Linked DNA regions of Mus musculus: region 1 is linked to region 2. Evidence: chromatin loops called from intact Hi-C (ENCODE). Cell type or tissue: heart. All regions are shown on one strand. Each heading gives the region's core, and the rest is flanking DNA. Links, peaks and the distances in the headings are about the cores only.

Region 1 (9,880 bases), core at 2,491-7,490, 170 kb after region 2:
GAATTAGTTTAAATTTCTATTTTCAGTATTTTGAGCATATTCCAGACCTAGAATTGGTGAATCACCAAGTAGTATAATGTTTAAAGCAAGGGGTGGGGATGTAGCCCACACTGACTTCAAACTCAAAATCACCATTCCCTGGTACTTGGATTATAGGTGTGTGTTACCCTTTAACTTCTGTTTCCCACAGTGGAGATAACATCTTACATTATGACCAGCAATGTGGGTTCCCATTTCTCTGTAATACTTTCAACACTTTTTGTCTTTCTTCTTCCTTTAAAGCCACCCTACTGATTGTGGAGCGGCCTGTTATCACAATTTTGATTTGTATTTGTGCAGGGACTGAAAAACTTTACTTGGCAATGACTACCTGCTGGCCCAAGAATGCTTTAAACTTAAACATGGAAGCTGGGTGGTAATAGTGCTCACCTTTTGTCTCAGAACTCAGAAGGCATCTGGACCTCTGAGTTTGAGGCCAGCTTGGTCTACAGAATGAGTTCCAGGACAGACAGGGCTACACAGAGAAACCCTATCTCAAAAACTAACCAACCAACCAACCCAACAACAACAAAAGCAAAAGCAAATATAGTGTGCCGTCAGTTAACCGTCTACAGATTTCTTTTTCTGGGGTCCATCTTGAAGTTGTCTTGTTTGAAGCAAGGCTGTGAACAGGGGCTTGATGATTGAAAGGCAAGGATAGGACTGAGACTATAGATACCACGAGGAGACGGGGGCTTCCTGTGGCCTATAAGCAGCTATTTAGTGAGCATATTTGCTGGATGCTCTGAAATGTGGACAGCATCTGGCTGTAGAAGGCAAGTTTCTGGTGGGACAGAGATGGATTAGGCCAAGGCGAGAGCCAGGCATCAAGGCAGAGCCATCAGTTTTTTTTATGTTTTCCCTGAGGCTTAGGCATTTATAAGTCGTTAGGAAGAACTTAGAGGGGGAGGAAAAGTTTTAGCTCCATTAGCCCTTGTGTCAAAGCCAATTCTACAAGGCCAATGAAATGATTGCATGAAAGGCCTTTGAAAAAGCATCTTGAAGAGACCCATTAACAGATACCTCAGACAGCGTGCTGACTAAATACCACCTTATTGAAGAGAGAATAGTGAAACAGCGATGGCTTTAATTTTTTTACATTCAGTTACTCCACTTGCTCACGTGTCCATGTGTTTGCATGTCTGTACACTCTCATGGTCAAGATGGGCCACAGCAGGCTTGTGAAGGGTGGGAAACATGTGTCAGGAGGACCCTAGGGACCAAGCTCAGGTTATCAGGCTTGCTGGCAAATGCCAGAGCAGCTCACTGGCCTAAGAATGCTTTCTGGAAAGACAAGTTTGAGTGTAAGGAGAATTTTTCAGAGTACATGGGATGCTTAAGAGCAAAGTGAATTACTTGTGAGAAGTGAGTTGCAGAAGTGAAGTGTTACTTAAAATGTAAGTGGGGGGAAAGGATGTCCTTTCCCTTCTGAATAGGTGCCAGCCTTACACTGCAGGTGAGGAGTGCTCTGTGCAGTATATATGGTTGGTCATGTATGGTTCAGTATGGTCATGCATGGTTCAGTATGGTCACGTGGGTGTTGGTTTGAGCTCATAAAGGTCTGAGATAGAGCCGACCACACCCATCTGAAACCTAATTGGCTGACAGACAAGCTCTGAGCTTCCACCTCATCCTGGTTGGTTGATTGTATGGAGATTTGCAGACTAGAACAAAGAGAAGAATAAATTAAATGGACGCTGAGGGCTTGGTCCATGGTGGTAGAAGTGATGATGATACCTACCTACATATTTGGATATTAACCCTCTCTCTTCCCCTCATTCCATGCCCCTCTCCTTTCCTGCTCCTCCCAGTTCAGGCTAGCCTTGAATGTAATATGTAGCTGAGGATGGCCTTGAACTCCTGGTCCTCCTGCTTCCAACTCCCAAGTGATAGAATCCCAGGCAAGCATCACTGCAAAGTGTCTGGCTAGGAAGTCAGTTGAACTGCTTCAGAGTTTTTAACAACAAAATTGTGGGCTACTCCTGGACCCTGAAGTGATTTGCTTCGCTCTCAAGCTGTCTTGTCAAGTACTTGGCCAACCACCAATTATCTTCCTTCCTCTGTGACGGCGTAAGGAGTGGAGACAGAATGTGAGCACCACAGCATCATGAGTGTGTTTGTGGACAATTACTAGCCGGCACATAAAATGTGAGGTCATTGAAATCAGTGCACACGTGCCTTGAGAAACTAATCTATAATTCAGAGATGTAAGAGAGTGTCCATAGGCCTGCAGAGGGTGGGGCTCTCAGTGCCTCTGAACTATGTGTAGTGTGCCAGTATGGCTAATGGTAGGTACCACTACCTACCATTCAGACTCCCAAATTCTTCAAGTGGCTTGTTTCAAATACTTATGAGAATCCAAAATTCACCTTGGAACTTGAACGAGTATGGCGTGGTTGGGTTCTGTCATCAGCATGTCTTCCTATTGTTGAACATTGGCTACCACTATGGAGCTAATTTCCTTTTATACTGGGTAAACTATGGGGAGTAGAGAAGTATTACCAAGGATTGCTGTCACAGAAGTGCTGTAAACAGAAATTAATAAAAAGCATTGGTGGCCTTGCTGTTTTGCATTGTGTGGGTTTATGTTTATATATAATTACATCATAAAGTAACTGCTATTACCGCACCTCAGTTGGGATGCCTCCTACACTTAGGAACACTTAGGAAACAGGTAGTTTTACAGAGGAGGAACTAGCTTTTGGAGAGGTGAGAAGAAGCTGTCGTAGGCTGTATGGGGTGATTTGAAATCACCGTCGCCAGTCTCACATGGTCTGAGCTCTTGATGTGGGGGTCACAGTGCAGTGCTCACAGCTTCTCCGGAAGATGCTTAAGAAATTCAGGGAAAGTACATTCTTGTTGAGGCGTGCTTTCCTAGCTATCAAGTATCAAGTTCTTACATCGTTTTGAGGTTGAATGAAGCATCCTTCCCAGAAGTTGCGGGCTATCTTGGGACTCTTTTTTTCTTTTTTCTTTTCTACACATTGCTGCTTGCCAAAGTCTGGGTGCCTCATGTGACAAGATCATGAATGTTCCACACTCGTGGCTATTACTACCGTGTTATTGCCTGAAGACCACCTACCCCAGGGATAGGGAATTGACACCCTAGATTCTCATCCCAACTAGGTATGAGTGTTGATTTCTGTTATTATGACAGAAGGTGTACCATAGGGTCTTATTTATGTGTAAGAAACACCTATTTGACGGGCTGTTTTAAGAACTACTTTATTGAAGTATACTTTGCTATAAAACTGACCTACTTTAAAGTGTAATAGATTTATAGAGTCGTGTCATTACCACCACAGTCTAATTTTAGAATATTTTCATTTCCCCCAGAGAAACCTTGCAACAGCTGTGTTAACTCCTTTTTGCAATGGGATATCACCTACCCAGGCTGGCCTGGAATCCTCAGTGTTTAGCCTCGGAGTCCTCCCGATCCTCCCACCTCTTCCTCCCAAGTGCTGAAATTACAAGCGTGCATTGCTACGCCTGGCTCTCATTTTTAAACTTGACTTTTATGATGCCTGGTGACTTATTGCCAGAGGAAGAAATCATTTAAAAACTTAACTTTTATTCTAATCAAAGGTGACATTACTCACCTAATGTCAGGCACTCTTTAAAAATGTTTTATGAAAATTAATTCATTTAATTCATGAACTCAAGTGCTCTCTGGAATAGGAATGTTCATATTCTCACTTTGCACAGCCGCATCTTACTGGATAGAACCCAGGGCCTGAGGCATGGGGGTTAGGGCCCCAGTCCTCTTTTACTGCCCAAGACCCCATTTGGGTACTCTTTATTTATTTTTGGCATTTTACAGATGAGGAAGCAAAAAGATGGGCAAGGTAGCTGACTTGGCTCCTGCCACACACTAGTAATGACAAGTAAGGGATGAAAATATGCGTTTCTAAGTATGCTAAGGCCCTCAGTGAGCACAGAGTGAGGGGGGGGGGAGATGGCAGGCATCAGAGCAGGATAGAGTGAGCCAGTCTGATTCAAGAAGTGTTGTCCCTGATCAATGGTCCAATTAATCTATCCTGTTGGTGTTCATGGCCCTTGTCAATCATCTGAGATTCGTCCCATAATTCACCATTTTCCTTCTATGTTAGTGTTTGTATGTTAGCCTATGTTAGAGCATGAAACATGTTTCAGTGAACTTCTAGTTTCTATAGTGAACATAAGATGCCGTGCTAGAAGGCTCTTACCTTAGGGTATATGTTGTTTGAGGTATGATCTGTGTTGTGGTCACAATGTTCTCTTCAACGCCTTAGAAATTTGGGAATGATCTGTAAGAAGGGCTGACCCCAGCGCCTGTCCTTACCCCACTTCAGTCCTCCTCTTTTCCAGCAAATGGTTCCAGTATTCAGTTTGCCAATGTGCCCACTGACCTTGCCTGCTCTGAGGCCTGGGACAGGTTCTCTGTTTAGGCAGATGATCTTTGGATCTCCCTGGGTGCTGGTATTTTGGGCAGGCTTGTAGAGGTGTGCAGTGACTGACTGTGGATCAAAACCAGCTCTCCCTGCAAATGGGAATGTGGAAGATGGGAATCTTGTTGACAGTTCCTTGTTGGCTTCAGAGAGAAAACTTAACCACGTGAGCTTGTTTAGTGTTTCTCTATCCACTGGCTTTCAAAAGGTTTCAGAAGAACTGCAGTTTCATTTCGTGAATAGTAGTTGTCAGGACATTCTGGCATGGGAAAACTCAACTCTTTGCACTTTTCTGTCAGTCTTTGCTATGTTTATTAATTAATTAATTTGTCACTTTTTCTCCTTGGGCTGCTACTTTTTATTCTGATGGGTGTATTCTTCACCAGAAAGGAAACCATTGCTTCAGGCAGATTTCCATCCATTTCGGAGCCTCTTAACTTTTGACAGCCATATTGTCCAATCAAGAGAGGGTATTCTGGGACCAGCGTGTGAACTGCAGGACTGTATGAGAAGTTAGAATTCTGCCGAGTTTGAAAATCCCACTCTCATTTTTCTTGTGCTACTGTGTGGCCTGGTTTGGGATCACATACTTATCAAAATAAAACTCAGACACAAGATTCTGCATCATTAATTTATAAAGTCAACAGCAGCCATTTTGGACACCTGTGTTGGATGCTGGTGGCTGAGGATGCCTGGCGAGTCAGGGAAGTCTTTCTGACAGAATTTCCAAGCAAGCCTGTTGACCTCTGGGGTGTGTGCACATGTACCTGTATATCCAGCCTAGCTGCACTTCATCCGAAGAGCTTTGGAAACATTGCCAATGACCTGGCCTGGTGGAGAGGTACTTCTTGTTACTGGAGCGACAATGCCCCTCAAGGGACCATGCTCTGAGGAATAAATAACCAAGTGGCAGTGTGGCTTTGGAGTCAGGTATTTCTGATCTTTCTGAATTTCTTTATCTGAGTATAAGCAGTGATATGATTAACTTGCAGGTTGTGTGGCTTGCTTCTGTGGAGCTGTACTGGCTCAAAATGACAGCATTGTCAAAGGGATGATGGGACAAGGCCTGGGAAGCTCTTGATACTTAAGGCCAAGATGCCTAATTGGAGAGATGTTCTTGTTTGTACATAGACAGTTTTGGTAGTATAAAAAGTCACCGTGTAGATAAGTTCAACCTCTGTCTCCTTAGGGTGGACATTTCTTATGCTGTGGACAGCGTCTGTCATGTGGTTGTGGTGGTCTTACTCATGCAGAGGAGATAGTCACCTCCTACACTGTGACATTTAAACTAGGTGTCACTAAAGCACTAGCTGTGGGTTCCAGTACTTGATGAGTCATGAAATACTTCTTCCTGCTAAATTTTACACACTGACCTTTCTGGTTTCAGCTTCTCACCCATCTTCCTTTTCACTCGTGACAGCCACATGGTCACTAGGTTCTTCCTGTCTTGTTCTGATTTAACCAGTTTATGCACAAGTGCACACGTGCCTGTGTGTTTATAAGTTATTTTCAGAAGTTTGTGGAGATCAGGAATCCAGACATTCCTTTCTGTCTTCCACAGGGTGTGGTGTCACATTTCAGTTCCCGAGGAAAATCAGTCTGCAGAGTTGATGAGAGGGTGCCAGGTTTCAAATGCTTATTCACCTTCTACCTTTTCGTCTGGCAGCTTTGCTTTATCTAGCTGTAAATTAGGAGAGGCTGGTGGGGCTGAAAGGAACTTGAAGGAAGTCTTCAGAAGCCATCTGCTCATTTTATCCCTGTAGGCATTGAAACCTGAGTAGTTAAATCAACTTTCCAAAGTCCTGGAAGGGTCAGATAAAGTTTGGTTTTCTGACTTAAGTTTCTCTGCCTTTTCCCCCTGAAGGCCCACCACGGGGACTTTTACTTAGGTATAAAGCAGTAGGTACAGGCCTTGCTAAGACAGAAGTTGTGCGTGTTCAGTGCTGGGATCATAGAGGCAGCTACCTGAGGTCGTTTGGCCTGATTGGGAGTCCAGTGATTGTCCTGGTGGTTGTCCTCTGTTGTGAGCTTCTAGATAACAGAGGTCAGACAGGGTTCTTACCTGAATGCCTGAAACAGAAATTCTTGTTAAATTTCTGTAAAAGGCAGCTGTAGTAGTGTGCTGTTTACTATGTAACATTCTAATAGTTGTTAGCACTGTCATCTGAGATAAAAGAATACTATTATATGTACAGTTTTATCTCTTTCTCTTTCCCTTCCCCTCTGGATTGAAACCGGGGACTCTAATTTCTAGACAAACATTCTACCTCTAAGCTGCTAATACCCCCATCCTTATATACCATTTTATAATAACACAACAAACTGCTATATTAGACCCAAATCAGTTGCAGCTCAACAGTCCTGTTTGTAGATGGTGTTTTCCTGTGATCTTCTTGTTTTCGTTAGGATTTCCATGGCTGTGGTAAAACAGCATGTCCAAGGCAATTTATAAAAGATCAACACGTCAGCATCTCAACAGGTTAGAGTCCATGATGGCAGAGCAAAGCCTTGGTGACAGGAACAGCTGAGAGCTCAGACCTCAACACAAGCAGGCGGCAAAGCACACATTTGGAATAGCATTGAGCCTTTTGAAACGTCAAAGCCCCACTCTCAGTGACACCTCTTGTAACAAGGCCACCCAGAGAGTTCCACCAACTGGCAACCAAGTATTCAAACGTATGAACCTGTGGGGGCCATTTTCTTTCAAGTGCTCCCCGCTCCCTTGGAGTTTTAGTTACATGGTATCTGTAACTTAGGTTAAAGTAAGCAAAGGTGCAACTTTTGAGCCCTTTTTTGTTTCCAGTCTGTGATTCTTGATGGTTCCCAGGAGAATCCTCACCCATGTCTCTGGTCTAATACTCTAGACCATACGGTGCCTCTCAGCACTGCTCTATGGAGGACTCTCTGGCCTCCCAGGTTGAGCGCAGCCTCTGTCAGCATTGTCTGTACAATGTGGCAGATTTATGGTGGAGGCTGCTTATCCTTTTGGGGATGATCAAGGTGTTTTTTCATCTCTTCGATTACCGTGAAGATAAAAAATATTTCAGTGCTGTGGTTCTGAGCAGGTGGAGATGGAGAGAGAGGGTGAGGAAGAGAAACTGAGGCTTCTTTTCACTATAATGATTCTTGAGCTGTCATTGGCCCCCTCCCTCCCTTCCTCCCTCTTCTGTCTGTCCCTCTCTAGTAAGGTTCTCTATGGCTGAACTGAATTGCTTTTCAACAAAATTGTTGGTGGTAGAAATTGGCCTATTAATCTTCCTGGTATGGTCACATAATGTTCTTCCTTGTGAGGCAGGGTCTCCTGTCGCTCAGAAGGTTGGCCTTGAACTCATCATGTCACTAAGGATGACCTTGCCCTCCTGATCCTTTCTGCCTCTGGAGTGTTGGGATCACACACTGGAGGTGCCTAGCTCCAAGGCAGACACAGTGTGACCATTAACTCTTGATGGTCAAAAACTGTTTTTGTGTATGATTTTAAATTTATCTCCATCAAGTCACAGGAAGTCTAATCACTGACCTTTGATCCAAAATGTTTTCTTTTGATCATAGGTGAAAATAGTGTTTCTGGTTTAATTAGTAAAGACCAGATGGACAACTGAAATGAGGGTGTATTTCTACACCATAAATACAAAGAGGCCTAAAAAAGCAACAATGCATTTTACTTAAAATGGATAGTTTTAGAAAAGTTTTTCATATCTAATTCCTGATTTTAAATTGAGCTACCATAAGAATGTATACTTTAAGGTCAAGTCCATCACCTGTTCATGCCAGATAATGGTTTTTAAGAAGCCTAGAAGGAGGGCTGGAGATATGGCTCAGCGGCTGAGAGCACTGACTGCTCTTCCAGACGTCCTGACTTCAATTCCCAGAAACCACATGGTGGCTCACAACCATCTGTAGTGGGATCCAGTGCCTTCTTTATATATGATCTTTAAAAAAGGAACGAAACCTAGAAGGAATTTGTAATAGCAGTCCTTTTAAGCACAACTGATACATCTGAGGAAATAAACCATCAGGCACACAGGCATGCCTCCTGCTTTGCCTTCCAGTCTCTGCCCTACCAGGTCCTTAGTGATAGCAAGCCTGGAGTTTTGAATTACAGCCCTCCGCTTACCTGTGCTAGGCAAGGATTGTATCCACCTGCTTTATTTCTCCTGCTTTGGCCAGGTGGTTGGGAACTAGAAATGATTGACAGCAGTCCCTAAAACAAGCACAAAGAGAACTGGCACTCTAGCCTCTCTCTCCTAAAAGGTACTGTGGAGAACTAGGGAGTCAGATGGCAGGAAGAGCAGAGAAAAGTTATATTCTTGGTTTTTATTTTTGTTGTTGTTGGTTTTTTTTGTTTGTTTTTTGGGTTTTTTTGCTTGTTTGTTTTTGTTTTTTTGAGACAGGGTTTCTGGAAATCCACCTGCCTCTGCCTCCCAAGTGCTGGGATTAAAGGCTTGCGCCACTACTGCCTGGCCGAAAAGTTACTTCTTGAAAGTTTCTCTTTCTATAATTGTTTTCTTAAAAAAAAAAAAAAAAGCAGCAACAAAATATCTTATATTGGAGACGAAGTTTCCAAACTTTCAAAATAACATGTGATGTGAAAGGGCTTCAAAAGGTACTGAGACTACTTCCTCTTCAAACTAGTTTCTTTCCCCAGTGTTATTAAAGTATCTCTTGAAGTTTAGCTTTTTGTTTGGAAATTTCCAGAATTTTCTGTGCAGGGTTCCTGTCGGCTATGTGGCCGATGCTTGGGTTACAGTTTGTGCAATCTCATCCACTTACTTCTCATAGATTCTGGTCCCATTTCCAGGGCAGACACCACTTTTGAAAGAAGACAAAATGAGATCACACCCAATGTGTTGCTTCATGCGCCTTACCCTTTTAACTTATGAATATATAAGGGAAACCGTTTCTTTTTCTGTCCTTTTCTTAAAAGGATCCTGGATGTTATTAAATTTCCCTTTTAAGAAGCAATAGTGATAACAGTCAATGAGAATATTCATGCTTCTCTTTAGAGCCAGCTTTGGTTAAATTTAGGGAGCGGTTTGCCATTGTAGTGACTAACATTGGCTATCAGCTTGCTACTCCTAGGCAGAGAGAACTTCACCTGAGGGATTGCTGCCATCAGATTGGCTTGTGGGGCCATTTTCTTGATTGCTAATTGCTGCGGGGGTGGGGGGAACAGCCCACTCTGGGTCGCACCATCTCTAGGCAAGTGGGTCTGGGCTGTGTAAGAAATGTCCCTGGATGTGAACCTGGGAACAAGATTCCATTGGTTTCTCAAGCTCCTGTCCTACCTTCTCTCAATAATGTACTGTAACCTGTAAGCGGAAAAGCCCTTCTCCTTCCCAAGTTGCTTTTGGCCATGGTGTTTATCACATCACAGAAGGCAAGCTAGAACACTAGTGGATCAAAGTCACTCCAAA
Region 2 (9,880 bases), core at 3,251-8,250:
TGGAATAACTAGACTTACACAGACACATAAATAAAAAGAGAAGGAAGGCCATGGGTCTCTGCAGAACAGTTTATGGGGTGGGACCTTAAAGATGGATAAGAACCATTATCATACACCGTCGTTGAAGATTTAAGGAGCACTCTAAATAATGTTGAACCTTAGTTACATAAGCTATAGGGTAATTTTCGATCATAACAGCATTTCCCCTTCTAGCTTTGAGGCACCGTTTTAAATTCAGAATTTAGTCAACATCTGTGTTCACCTGCATCCTTGTAAGAGCATGTTTTTCAGTCTTTATAAAGAAGGTATATGTTTTCAATGTTGGTGGCTAAGCAGTGTAGTTCAGCGGTAGAGCACATGAGGCCCTGGGTTTAACCCCCCAGCACCTAAATTAAAAAACACTGGTATTTATCCCTCATCTAGCCTGGATTCCCTGTGTTAGATTTTTATTGTTATTGAGCCTTTTGGAGAATTAGTGTAGCCCTATTTTTGCATGAAACATCCTAGGAAGAGCTGTGATGTCGTTTTAGATCAGGTAGGATTATGTTTCTCATTTTGGTTCCTAGTAATTTTTTTGATAGTGCTAAGTATAGACTTAAGTTCTCGAAACTGACTTCAAAATTCCAAAATCCTTTTCTCGGGCATAAGTGATTTTTTCCCCTAAGCCATCATGTTATTAATACATATGTAACTTAGGCTTTATTCTCCCAAGTGAACAATTTTATTCTTACTCTTGTTAGTTGGTTCTTTGTAATGAAGGGAAATTGCCAATTCAGTAGTGTCTGAGACTAGGGACATTGGGCTGTGTAGAACTCTAGTCTAGTCTGCATGGTGTGTGTGTGTGTGTGTGTGTGTGTGTTTCTAAAAGGTATATGTATACTTTTTACTTTATACCTTTCACTTTTATCTTAAGGGCAAAATACCCTAAAAGGATATAAATTTTGTTTACCCATCAAAAATTCAAACCATAGTACATCAGTGTGCCAGATATAATAATTCTATTTTATGTGTCGGACTCCGTGGATGTGCACATCAATGTGGCCTAATGAATGGCTATGAACATAACGGTTCCCCCGGGAGCTTTGATGTCATCAGTAGGCATCACTTGCCTTCTTGGGGGTCTCTGTGGAGTCTGGAACTTAATGAGGAACCTGTGTGGGTGTCTCCTGCATACCTCTGCAAAGTATCTGCTCGACCTACCTGATAACGCTGGGTAACTCCGATCTCTCTTCTCACTCCCAAAACCCTGTTCACTCCGGCATCTTTCTGATTGACACTTCTGCTGGCAACACGTTCAACAATCATTCGAGTCAGTCCAGCCCTCCCGACTTGCTTCTGCGTTGCTATCAGGACTGCCTTTCAGTGCTTCCTGAGGGCCCACACAACCCATGCACACATCTCAGCAGCGAGCCACCAAGCCCTCGATAAGTCCAGCAGGGGGCGTCAGTGAAAGCCTTCGAGTCACGAAATGAGCAAGCACTTTTTTTTTTTTTCCTTTTAAGATTTAGTTTTTATCTTATGTGTATGTGTGCTGCCTGCATGAATATGTGTGCACATGTGAAGGCCTGGTGATCAGGGTAGCCAAGAAGGGTATCAGGTCCTCTGCAACTGAAATTACAGACAGCTGTGAGCTGATATGTGGGTGCTGGGAACTGAACCCAGAGCAAAAAGTGCTCTTAACCTCTGAGCCATCTCTACTGCTCCTAGAATCAGATTGTAAAATTTAGGATGATTGGAGTTCTCGGTTTCCCATAATATAAGATATTAACTTTATGTATATGGAGATATTAACTATGTATATGGAGTGAAATTTTCATAGATAATACAGGATGGTATGCAAACATCACACCCCCACTGCCAATGATAGGGCAGAGCCTTAAACACTGAAAAGGAATATCATTAAAGTTACATAAATTAGTGCAGCTCTCAGCCTTAATCAATCTTCCTTCCTTCCTTCCTTCTTTCCTTTCTCTCTCTCTCTCTCTCTTTTCTCTTCCTCTCTTCCTCTCTTTCTTTCTTTCTTTTTTGTTTTTTCCGAGACAGAGTTTCTCTGTGTAGCCCTGGCTGTCCTAGAACTCACTCTGTAGACCAGGCTGGTCTCGAACTCAGAAATCCGCCTGCCTCCACCTCCCGAGTGCTGGGATTAAAGACATGTGCCACCACTGCCCGGCTTGATCTATTTCATTTCTTTTTTTTCTTTTAGGTTTTTTTTTTTGGGGGGGGGGGGTTCCAAGACAGGGTTTCTCTGTATAGCCCTGGCTGTCCTGGAACTCACTTTGTAGAACAGGCTGGCCTCGAACTCAGAAATCCGCCTGCCTCCACCTCCTGAGTGCTGGGATTAAAGGCGTGCGCCACCACCGCCCTGCTTTGATCTATTTCTTAATTACTATTTGGAAACTAACATTTAATCGTAAGTCTACATCTTCTACTTAATCAAAACGAAACTTTCCTTTCAAACTGATTTAGAACACTAACAGACTCCAGCCTTATCCCTTATTAGAGAATAGACCCATACATCCCAGTCAGCGGGATGGCTCGGAGGATAAAGGTGCTTGCCTTGCAAGCCTGACAACCTGGATTACATCACCAGAACCTAGAAGGCAAGGAATCAACCAAATCTCAAAAGTTCTCTTCTGACCTCACACAAGCAATGTGACTCACGCCCTCACATCTCACACACACACACACACACACTAAAATACAGTATGCCAGCTAAATGATAAATGATTAAGAATATAAATACTGCACATCTGTTAATGTTTTAGCCTCCTGTCAGAAAAAGGTGTTTCTATATTTGTATTTATAAAAGGATCTGGGATTTGAGCAAATGAAAAACAAAAAAACAAACAAACAAACAAAAAAAAACCTCTTTTTTTCTTTAGATATCCCTCAGTATACCTGCTTAGTTTTAAAGTCTTGTAAACTGTTTCTAGCTGTTTCTAACCAAGTTGTAATACTGAGCCAGCTGCAGGAAGGATAATTTCTAAACTTTCACAGTTATCCTTTGGTTGGTACATTTTTTTCAGTTATGCCATTTGTGAGATGCCAACATTGGCTTCATGTTATTCTTTCAAGTAGGGCTAATTAGTCAAGGCAAATAAAGCTGAGATGACTTTTTTTTTCTTCTTTTTTTTTTTTGTTTTGTTTTGTTTTTTTTTTTTTTTTTCGAGACAGGGTTTCTCTGTATAGCTCTGGCTGTCCTGGAACTCACTTTGTAGACCAGGCTGGCCTTGAACTCAGAAATCCTCCTGCCTCTGCCTCCCAAGTGCTGGGATTAAAGGCGTGCGCCACCACGTCCAGCTCTGAGATGACTTTCAAGTCTTCTTTTTGGGGGGTGAAAAGTGGGGTTCTGGAATTAAATCCAGGGCCTCACAGGAACTTATGAATGCTAGGTAAATACTATATAAGTGAGTTTTAGCCTTGGTCCTCAAGTTTCTTTTTTTTTTTTTAATTTATTTAAATGTTTTTTTTATTACATATTTTCCTCAATTACATTTCCAATGCTATCCCAAAAGTCCCCCATGCCCTCCCCCCCAGTCCCCTACCCACCCATTCCCACTTTTTGGCCCTGGCGTTCCCCTGTACTGGGGCATATAAAGTTTGCATGTCCAATGGGCCTCTCTTTCCAGTGATGGCCGACTAGGTCATTTTTTTTTAAAGATTTATTATTTATTATATGTAAGTACACTGTAGCTGTCTTCAGACACTCCAGAAGAGGGAGTCAGATCTCGTCACGGACGGTTGTGAGCCACCATGTGGTTGCTGGGATTTGAACTCCGGACCTTCGGAAGAGCAGTTGGGTGCTCTTACCTGCTGAGCCATCTCACCAACCTCTAGGTCATCTTTTGATGCATATGCAGCTAGAGTCAAGAGCTCCGGGGTACTGGTTAGTTCAAAATGTTGTTGCACCTACAGGGTTGCAGATCTCTTTAGCTCCTTGGATACTTTCTCTAGCTCCGGTCCTCAAGTTTCTTTTAGGCAAAGACTTAGAGGGTGTGATAGACAATGAAAACAGGCTGTTTAGATATGTCGATGAGTTATCTTAAAGTTACTACAATGCACGGATGCAGAAAAAAAAATCTGAGGATGCTCTTTAAAGTTTTGATTATTTGGGCTGTACAGAGATGGCTCAGGGGTTAAGAGTATGAACTGCTCTTGTAACTGGACCCGAGTTTGATTTCCAGTGCCCTCAGTCAGGCCCTCGCAACTGCCTGTAACTTCAGCAGCAGAGGCTATAGCTCCCTCTTTTGGCCTCTTCAGGAGTTGCACTCACATGCACATACCCACATACACACACTTATATATACAATCAAAAAATAATAATCACAAATCTTTAAAGTGTTACTTCAATGACACCACCATGAATGAGAATTTTCAAAGCATTGGAAACTGTGATAGAATAGACTTTGGAGCCACAATGCCACACAAATTTGTACAAGGTCCACAATAACAGACTCTGTATCTATCTAACTGTTCCTACAACCCAAAGGAAAATTGAGGAACAACTCAGAATACATGTGGAGGCAAGGGCATCACCAGAGGCGCAATGATAAACACCTATCTAGTCCAAAGGGAAAGACCACAGAGGCAACCAAGTAAGTAAAGATCCAGAGAGATGGGAACGGCCCAGCTAGACAGAGCAAGAAAGCTAGGGGTGTGTTCCTACGCAATGGCTGAAGGTTTACCCAATAAAGAGAGACCCTCCGGAAGATCTCAGCAGTATTGAACAGTATGCCATGAGGTTGCTGATCTCAAGACATTGTCTAGTCGGAGAGACATAGCTTATCCATGAAACGTTAAATAACCACATGAGACAATTTGAGTAGTGATGCAAAGCAATATATGATTATCATTAGGAAAGTCTTCAAAATACAGAGGAGCTTGGAGCTCAGTTTTCGATGGGCAATAAAAGTTCAAAGGGATAAAATAAATATAAGGATTAACAATTATGAAAATGGAAAGAGAAATGTCTCTGGTATATTATGAGAAAGCAATGAAGCCAACTTGAGGAGTCTATTAATCATGGTTTTCATTTTCTATATTACATGGTGTTTTGATAAGTTGCAGCCTTGTCACTCCAGGGGGGGGGGGGGTGGCGGGGGCTGTCCTTTGTAGAAGTGTCCAGTTCCTAAAGAGAGCAGACAACACTCCTATATTCATACCTCTGATGCAAAAAAGCCAGTCTTAAGTCCAGGCAAGGCCCTGTCTGCCACCTTCCCTCCACCTAAATTCCCCGGGGCTGACCACCTAGCCTTATATTGAACTAAACTGCCTTTCTTCTTTCGAGCTGTAAAAAATAAACTTTCCCTTCCCCTCTCCATCTTCCTCTTCTCCTCCACCCCTTCCCCTTTTAAAAAACCAAGTTGGCTTCAGTTTCTGAGCTGCGGCAATTCTGCCTCGACTTCCTGAGAAAGTGGAGTTCACAGGTGCACATTGGCTTTTCAGTGGCGAACATCTCGTGATTAGCTGCACTTGCCCTGCCTGAATAAAAATAAATTTCCAAGTACATTTCACAACCGAAAAATACAGAAGGTTTCCAAAGAACAGTGATTCTTGGAGTTCCTGAAAGCAGATCCTCTCAGAAAGCAAAAGAAGCCAGATGAGTTTTCGTGACACGGTATGAAAAGACCATTGATACGGGTCTGAAACACATCTCTATCTTATTTTTAATTATGTGTATTATGTGTGTGTGAGTGGGGTGAGGTGGATTTGTGCACAGGAGTACAGTACCTGAGGTCGCCAGAAGAGGGCGTCTGATCCCTGGAACTGGACTTAGCCACGTGGGTGCTGAGACCAAACTTGCATCCTCTGATCTTTTGATGTTTTCTCTTTCCTTATTTGAGACGGAGTCTGACTATGTCTCTTTGGCTGCGGAGCTCTCCATGGAGAGTAGGCTAACCTGGGTTTCCCTGCGGGAGTTAAAGGCGCACACACACCCAAGCAGTGGAGTGCTCTCAAAGGCTCAGGCGTCTCTCCAGTTCCTGATACGGTTTCAGATTCCTCTCTGCTGTTTACCGTTGAAACCCTGCCAATTGTATTTCTAGTTTTCTGTAAAGGTTTTTAAGCACTTCTTTATTTCCAACTACATATTTGCGAAAGGCTAGATTTCCCTCATTTGCTTGAACCAAAATAACACGTTTGCCACATATTGGATGCAAATGAAGTCTTCAGAATGCAGCTGTTTTCCATTAAGCCAGATGTGAAATTTCTCAAAAAAAAAAAAAAAAAAAAAGTAAGATGACTTTTTTTTTTGTACTAAATTTGTTTAATTTTGAATTTTTTATAAAAATTTATTATGGTGACATATAATGTGCTAATTACTTTTTAATGAATCAGTATGTAAATATTTTTGACATTTCTCCACTTTAGTTTCAAATGTAAAGATTCAGTAATTCTTGGGAACAAAAAGAGTTATTGAGATCACATTTTTTTTAAGCTCAATTAAAAATTCATTAAAAAGATTTTTTTTTTTTCCCCTGAGACCAAAATCTTAAGAGCAGTGTACTGGAACGGATTATTGCTGTTTTGCCTAATGATCGTGTTGTTAAACTGCCTTCTTGGTATGTTCATATCCGTAGATGTGCGCGGCTAAGGCTCGGCGCATGTCACAGGAAAAGGGAAATCGTGTAAGAGCCAGAGGATTGGAAGGGGTGCTGTAAAACGCAACCTTTGGACATGACATGACCGTTTTACCCAGGAGCTGCGGTTGGTTACCGGCACCAGACCAGCGAGGATTCCAGCTTGGACGAGTGGGAGAGACTCAAATGGCTAAACTCCTGGCTGAGTGGTTTGTAGGCTGCTGATGGCTGCTGAGGAAAGGAGACACCTCCTCCATTTGGGGTACCACTGCCACTGATAAATTGTCCATGTTCCAGTAAGTGGCCCACACCCATATGCCTATGATTAGTGCTAATTAGACTCGGGACTCTGTGAGTTATTTTACTGTGGGGGCGGGGGGAGGAGGTGATGAAGTTGAAGTTGGGATCAGGAGTGGGAATATGGGGGTAGATATGATCAAAATACATTGTATATATGTATGACATTCTCAAATAATCTTTGGAAATTTTCTGGTGGAGTCTTTAGGGACTCTTGCATGTTGGGTCTCTTCCATACAAAGTTATATCATCTGCACTAGAGATGTGTGTTGGCTTCTTCTTTTCCTGCCTGCATCTTTTTTGCTTGCTTCCCCTGCATGATTGCTCTGGCTAAAACTTCCAGTAGTATATCGAACAAGAGTTAAGAAGATGAACATTCTTATCTTTATCACAATAAATGGAAATACAGTGATTTCCCCCTCATTTTAGAAAATGATGGCTATAGGTTTGTCATATATAGCTTTCATTATATCGAGATGTGGTCCTTCTATTCTGAGTTTCTTAAGACTTTTTTTTTTTTTTTTTTTTTTTTTGAGTCAGGGTTTTTTTAGCTCTGGCTGTCCTGAATCTTGCCACATGTACATCAGCTTGGCCGCTAACTCGGATTTTTGCCAGCCATGCTGGAGTTAAAGGCATGCTTCACCATGCCCTGAGCTTTGGGACTTTTAACAAGAAGCAACACTGGATTTCTTCAAAAGCCTGTTCCGTTTCTACTTAGATGATCATGTGATTCCTGTCTTTGAGTTCATTTGGTGAAGTTTGCAGCATTTGTTGATTTACATCTATTGAGCCATATGTCCATCTCTGAGATAAAAAATCAACTTGATCATGGTGAACAATCTTTTTTATGCTATCTTAGTTGGTGTTCTATTGCTGAGAAGAGACACCATGACCACAGCAATTCTAGAAAGGAAGACATGTAATTGGGGCTGGCTTTGGAGTCCCAGAGGTTTAGTCAGCATCAGCATGGAGGACAACCTGAAAGTACACAGGCAGATGTGGCGCTGCAGAGTTTTACATCCGGATTCACAGACAACAGGAAGTGGGTAGGGAAGGAGCCACTGGGCCTGGTTTCTATAGCCTCAGAGCCCACCCCCTGTGACACACTTCCTCCCACAAGGCCACGCCTCCTAATCCTTCTAAATACTGCCACTCCCGAAAACGAAGTATTCAAATATATGAGCCTATGGAGGACATGCTTATTCAACTACCACAGATGTTCTCGAATTTGGTTTGCAAGTATTTTGTTGAGACATTTTGCATCTGTGTTCATCAGGGAAATTGATCTGTAGTTTTCTTTTTGTTATTTCTCTATCTTTATCTGCTTTTGATCTAACTAATACTAGATTCATAATGAGGATGTGGTAATGTCTTTTCCTTTGCTGTTTATGGTGTAGTTTGAGAGGCACTGGTGTTAATTCTTCTTTGAAGGTTTGCTAACACTCACCAGTGAATCTATCTGGGCCCAGACCTTGTCTTAATTGGAAGATTTTAAGTTACTGCTTCAGTCTAACTACTTCTTATAAATCTGTTTACATGGTTATTTCTTTATAATTCATCTTTATTTTTATTCATGTGCATATGGGTGTGCAGGTCTGTGAAGGCTCAGGTCTGTGAAGGCTCAGGTCTGTATGTGCAGGTCTGTGAAGGCTCAGGTCTGTGAAGGCTCGGGTCTGGGTGTGCAGGTACAGTAGAAGCCTTTGGATCTGCTGGAGCTGGAGGTTAATAGGCAGTTGTGAGCCTTCTGACAAGGGTGCTGGGAACTAAACTCAGGTCCTCTGGAGGAGCAAGTGTCCTCCCCTACTGAGTCATCTCTCCACCTTCACTGGTTTGTTTCATTTTTGTTAGCTTTGGTTGGTCATATGCATCTAGAAATTCATTCATTTCTTATACTTTTTCAAATTTGTGGATTATGCGCTTTGACATGTAGACCTAAAGTTTCTCTGAATTTCATTGGTAGCTGTTGTAATGGCTTCTCTTTTATCTCTAATTTTACTAATTTGGGTCTTTCTTTCTTTTGTTTAATTTGGGTAAGGGAGTGTTAATCTGTTTAGGGTTTTGTTGTTGTTTTAAAAAACAGTTCTTTATCTCATGTAGTCTTTGTTTTTTTTTTTTCATTTCATTAAACTCTGCCTTTTTGTAAAATGTGGATTTTGAATTAAGAATTACTTAATGTAAAAACAAAAAAGAATTACTTAATGTTATGGAATAAATATCAGATCAGCATTCTGCCTTAAAAATGGCAATGACAGCTCAATGGAAGCTAAAAAGTTTGGAGTATCTTGGCCTTTTTTTATGATTTATTAATTTTTATTTTATATGTATGGGTGTTTTGCCTATCTGTATGACAGCACACCTCACACATAGAGTGACCACAGAGGCAGAGGAAGGCATCAGTTCCTCTGGAACTGAAGTTACAAATAGTTGTGAGCCACCATGTCAGTTCTGGGAACCAAACTCAGATCTTCAGCAAGAGCAACCATCTCCTGACTGCAGAGCCATCCCTCAGCTCCTTGGCCTGTTTTTATGTATGGCTATGTGTGTGCACATGTTATCTACATGTATGTTCGCATTTATATATTATTAGCACGGTATCAAATTGGCTTATAAGCTACCCCTCACATACGTCAAAATTACCTCAGATTCTTTTCGTTTAGAGCACAATGGAGCTTTAGAACAAAAGCTATGTTGGTATCATACCAAGTAGGTACGGCTTGGCCACCTGTCCCGGTACATCAGCTTCAGAGACAAGTAATGATGAAGAACAAAGAAAGGGGATTCACTCAATGTAGCCCTGTGGGGGAGGGAATTGGGAGTCCTGAAAGCAGGAGAGTCACGTGGAGAAATGAAGAACTAGAGCATGCATGAGAGAAGCCTGGGAGCTCCAAATGTGGGCGCCATGTAAATAAGACGCAAGTGCTTAGTGCTTTGATGGCTGAGCACCTCGAGAGCTTCTACCCGCCCCAGCCCTCTGGCCCACCTCCTCACTTGAGAGCACTTTCTTT

What was found. Hi-C counts contacts between places; a loop is a spot of excess contacts. Peaks named below come from ENCODE experiments on the same cell type or tissue, not always from the same donor. Only the 100,000 strongest peaks of a DNase experiment are listed, where the experiment ranks them.
Region 1: it touches region 2 in a loop (2.6-fold over the local background); 2 of 42 quality-filtered maps call a loop at or near these places.

What each region holds. Positions count from the first base shown.
Region 1 is chr2:52,932,664-52,942,543 of GRCm38, forward strand. All of the region lies in intron 1 of Fmnl2 (formin-like 2), which reads left to right. Among named protein-coding and RNA genes, the nearest start is that of Gm52511, 71 kb to the right of the region's middle. In heart, for the core only: no CTCF peak of the experiment used is centred there; no DNase peak of the experiment used is centred there; H3K27ac peaks cover 993 bases.
Region 2 is chr2:52,757,396-52,767,275 of GRCm38, forward strand. No RefSeq gene overlaps it. Among named protein-coding and RNA genes, the nearest start is that of Stam2, 20 kb to the left of the region's middle. In heart, for the core only: a CTCF peak has its summit at 5,741 (motif pointing right); a DNase peak (open chromatin) is centred at 5,766; H3K4me3 peaks cover 334 bases.